Linked DNA regions of Mus musculus: region 2 is linked to region 1. A link is a loop called in an ENCODE intact Hi-C map of the cell type or tissue named here. Cell type or tissue: heart. All regions are shown on one strand. Region 1 overlaps Gm40362 (a long non-coding RNA gene). Region 2 overlaps Hbp1 (high mobility group box transcription factor 1).

Evidence for each region. A loop is a pair of places that touch in the nucleus more often than their neighbours do. Peaks named below come from ENCODE experiments on the same cell type or tissue, not always from the same donor. Only the 100,000 strongest peaks of a DNase experiment are listed, where the experiment ranks them.
Region 2: it touches region 1 in a loop (4-fold over the local background); 14 of 42 quality-filtered maps call a loop at or near these places.

What each region holds. Positions count from the first base shown.
Region 1 is chr12:31,502,322-31,504,821 of GRCm38, forward strand. The region is part of intron 1 of Gm40362 (a long non-coding RNA gene); the gene reads left to right. Among named protein-coding and RNA genes, the nearest start is that of Gm40362, 4.0 kb to the left of the region's middle. In heart, a CTCF peak has its summit at 1,088 (motif pointing left); no DNase peak of the experiment used is centred here.
Region 2 is chr12:31,946,173-31,948,672 of GRCm38, forward strand. The region is part of intron 1 of Hbp1 (high mobility group box transcription factor 1); the gene reads right to left. Among named protein-coding and RNA genes, the nearest start is that of Hbp1, 2.8 kb to the right of the region's middle. In heart, a CTCF peak has its summit at 1,510; no DNase peak of the experiment used is centred here; H3K4me3 peaks cover 320 bases; H3K27ac peaks cover 199 bases.

The DNA of each region.
Region 1 (2,500 bases):
TAAGTTCCATAACTTTGTTCTTATGATAGAATAGTATTCCATGTGTGAATGTAACGTGCTTTTTTAAATCATCCATCTGTTATTGGACACCTTGGTTGTGTTGGCTAGTGAATATTGCCACAATCAAATGGATATGCAAATATCTGTATAGTAAATTAACTCATTTGCCTAGGCATATTCCCAGAAGTGGTATGACAGGGTCATGTGGGAATTCTGTTTTTAAAGGAACCTCCACACTGTTTTACATTCCAAGCAGTGGTATAAGTTTCCCACCCCAAACCTCGCCAACATGTGTTGCTTCTTGATTGCTTTGATACACATTCTTACTGGGGAAATTTTTGTTTTCCTAATGGCTAGAGATGTTGAACATGTTCCATGTGATTTTTTAAAATATGTTTTGAACATTTCATGTATTTATGTGTACAAGTGTATACTGCTTGTGTGTGTTTATGCACCACATGCATGCAGTGCTCGTGGAAGCCAGAAGAAGGCATCAGGTCTTTTGAGACTGGTTGTCTCAACAGATGGCTGTGAGCCACTGTATTAGCCAGGGCTCTCCAGAGTCACAGAACTTATGGGTAGTCTCTTTTTTAGGGGAATTTGTTGAAGACTTACAGTCTGCAGTCCAACAACCAACAATGGTCAGCAGCAGCTGTGAATGGAAGTCCAAGGATCTAGCAGTTGTTTAGTCCCACAAGGCAAGCAGGCAAAGAAGAAAGAGCGAATCTTCCTTCTTCCAATGTCCTTATGTAGGTTGCCAGCAGAAGGTGTGGCTCAGATCTTCTGAGATTCATAGCCACTATGCCTCAAGATCTCCATGCCAAGATCCAGAAATTTGTATCTCCCAGCTTCCAGATAGGATCACAAGTGAACCTTCCAATTCTGGATTGTAGTTCACTCCAGATATAGTCAAGTTGACAACCAGGAATATCCACTACAACTAGTCACATTAAATATTGTACTAAGGCTGAAAAAATGGCTCAGTAGTTATGAGCACTGGCTGCTCTTCCAGAGGTCCTGAGTTCAATTCCTAGCAACCACAAGGTGGCTCACAACCATCTGTAATGGGATCTAGTGCCCTCTTCTGGACTGCAGGCATACATGCAGGCAGAATGCTTTATACATAATAAATAAATGACCTTTTTAAAAATTGCACTATTTTATTGTATGAATTTGAATAAAATGGTAATAGAAAATGTTCATGTAATTTTTATTTAAATGTGTTCTTACACAACTTATACACATATGCAAATAATTGCAGACCACTCTCATCCTCAGCCTCTCACATCTTTCTACCATCCCTGTCCATCCCGTTGCTCTCCACAAATCTCTAACATTCATGTCCATACATCTTATTTTGTTGCCCATTGGTTTTAACAAGGGCTATGCCTGTGAACATGGATTTGGCACTGTGGGTTGGAGACTGGTGGACTCAGAGGTAGGCACACAACTGAAAGCAGTAATCCCTCCTTTCCCAGACTCTGTCTCTACCCAGTAGTTCAGTAGTAAAGAGTAGGGCCACATGAGCCCTTCCATTTTATAACTGTAGACAGGGGTAGTCTTGAAGTAACACTATAGTTGAGGGTTAATGATTGTAGTGGTTGTATCAACGAGAGTATAGAATTTCACAGACCTTCATCCTGTCTTCCAGCATACCCCTTCTGCAAGGTTGCCTGAGCCTTAGAGTGGGTGATATAAATATCTTGCTTAGGGCTGAGACCACAGCTGTGACTTATTCTCGGTATTTTGGGAAGCCATGAGTCTCTTGCACTTGGTGCCGTTCATTGTGAGGAGAGGGTTCTCTGAATAAGGCTTCAAGTAGGTATGAACATATTCAGAAGGTAGTTTAATGCTATGTCAGTTTCCTTAAATGACAACAATAAGTCCCTCCTCTGGGCCTGTGACTCCACAGACCTGTGTCATTAAGTGGGGTTTATCGTGCCAGGCATGGGTCATTCCCTTCTGTGGAACAGGCCTCAAATATAACCAGAGAGCCCAACAGCAGTCATGCCACTATTGCACAGGCAGGTAAGGCTCGACAGGATGTCTTAGTTCATACATTTCCCAGTAGTGCCTTCAAAAGCTAGCCAACAGGGATGAGGTTTCCAATTCAGTTCCATATTGCTTTTTTTTGTACCTGGCAACCAAGGTGTGTGGTGTCTTCTGCAATCTGATCTTGTGAGCAACCAAGAGGACTAACAAGAGCCTGTATTGTAACTCCCTTCAGTGTGTGTGTGTGTGTGTGTGCGTGTGTTTAATTTGGGTTATATGATTGTGGTCTTCTATATAGCTTCTTATATTTTTGGTTGTGAGCCTAGCCTTTAATGGCTGAGCCATCTCTCCAGCTCCTATATTGCTTCTTTATATTCCCTTTGTCCCAGGTAATTCTCCCCACATATCTGCAATCTGCCCCTCACCTCCCCCACTGCTTAGACCTTTCCACCGATAGTATCCCCCTCTTTACTATGCCTTTAGGCTCCTCCCTTAAAGTGCCTCCCTC
Region 2 (2,500 bases), 440 kb after region 1:
ATTCAATCTATCGTTGTGATTTCAAATCCTTCTGAACATCTGTACTATGTTCTTTGGACTGAACAAGACTTTGGCTCCAGCTGCACCTGGAAACAGCCCACTTCACCATCATTGTCAGTTAGCCTTTGTCTCAACAATGCTGTTCTGAGTCCACAGGATCCTCCCTGGAGCTGTCTTGGTTGCTCTCCCCCTGCAGAGAGCCATTCTTCACAACTAGGTCTTCCCCTCTCCCCATCAACAGGCTGCAGTGAAGATCACTCAACATGGACAATATACTAACTTAGAATTTCTACCACTCAGGATTTCAGCACTTGCCCTATTTATCTTATCACAACATAATTGTGTATGGGGGGAATCCTGACTTTAATTTTAGAGAACTACCTACAATTAACAGGCCAAGTGAATATGTACTGTTTTGGATATTTGCCCTTCCAACTACTTATGGTGAATTTGGTTTTGACGTAGGCTTTGCTAATGTTTTGGTTTTTTTCTATAAAGTTTTGATTTTTAAGGTTTTTATGTCCTGTACAGGAAAAGAAAGTCTAAACTTGCAGACAACTCTTCTGGTTGCCCCCTCCCTCCCACTTCTTGGCCCTGGCAAGACCCATGGGCCTCTCTTTCCACTGACTTCTGATACATACGCAGCTAGAGACACGAGCTCCGGGGGTACTGGTCAGTTCATAATGTTGTTCCACCTATAGGGTTGCAGACCCCTTTAGCTCCTTGGGTACTTTCTCTAACTCCTCCATTGGGGACCCTGTGATCCTATCCAATAGCTGACTGTGAGCATCCACTTCTGTGTTTGCTAGACCCAAGAAAATTGTTTTCAAAGAACTCTCACGATAGAAATCGAAGTACTTAAAGTGAATTATATGCTTACAAGTGACAAAAGGCACTAAAACTATCAAATATTGACTATTATTTTATAAAAATATTAAATAACTAAGTATCAAATTCAATGTTCTATATCAAAAGCAGTTAGCAGACTTTACTGCAGTTCTTTAATAATATTCTAAATGTCTCTTCTCTGACAAGTGTTTCTACTACTCTAGCTTGCCACTGAGCTAAGAAATGAAAACAAGAAGCCACACTGTGGGTTTGGTAAACTACACTGCTATAGCTTACACTTACTGCTTAATACCGCCTTTGTGCTTTGAACAGTCTAACCACTGATACCTATTTCCTTATTTGTCAATAAACTGAAACCTATTTACTCCTCAAAATTGTTACAGGTATAAAAAATACATTTCACATCCTCCTTTGCTGAACATTACAAATCACATCTAAGAAAATTATTTTCATGTTCAGTCAACATGAAACACTAATACAGACTGTAACCGTCCATGAACCAATTCAAGTAATATTTAAGGCAAGTCATTTTGAAGATTTAAGGGCTAGTTGATTCCTTTTTCAGGGGCCGTGGGTTCAATTCCCAGCACCCACCCACATCAGCTAACTATGGTCTGTAAACTTCAGTTTCAGATGGTAGCTCCCACTACCTCTTCTGGCCTCCTTGGGTACTGCAGGCCATGTACTACAGAGACAGACAAGACGACAAAACCTTCACACGCATAAAATAAAAAAATAAATCAATGTTTAAATGAAATGTTTATATGACAGAAAATACTCTCCTAAACTTAATTACAATCCTGGACATTTTCATATTACGACAACCTGTAAAACAGCCTCTTCTTTTTTTTGTTCAGACCTGGTGGGCTTAGCACTCAGGAGGCAGAGGCAGGAAGATCACTGTGAGTTCTAGTCCAGCCTGTCTATACAGTGAGTTACAGATCACCAAACAAGCAAGGCAGCATTTCTATAGCAGCGTTAATAGCTTTTTATTTTCAAGGATTGCTAAGGATGGAAGACTGACAGGAATTCAAGGCCAGCCTGGATTAGACATCAGACTCTTCAGGACAGGTAGTTCAATGAAGACTATGCCATCTGTCTTCTCTCTCTCTCTCTCTCTCTCTCTCTCTCACACACACACACACACACACACACACACACACACACTGAAGTAACCAAAAAAAGTAAAAAAAAAAAAATGCTCTAATAAGGTTAAATTTTAAATTTCACTCTTTTTTTCAAGTAGCCCTGGCTGGTCTGGAACTCAGTATGTGTCCAAGGTCATGACCCATTTTTCTGCTTATACCTCCCAAGTGCTGGGGTTACAGACCAGGTATGGGTTTAAAAAATTCTAACTTCCATAATGAAAATGTAATATAAAGTATGACCAGGAGTAAAGTAAATGCAGAACAAAATATGAAAGTACACGGAATTATTACTGACTTTGGGTAGTAACAATTGAAATGATTCAAATTTTCTGAATTATGAGATTTGTTTTCCCCTTCTTGTACACATGTGAAATTTAAAACACAGAAACCATCTGCCGTTGTTTTATTAGCAGTTGGGGAATAACAGGAGAACTTGTAAGAGAGTACTGACATCTTTATTTCCAGCCGATACACAGACCAGATTGTGGTGCACACAAAGAACC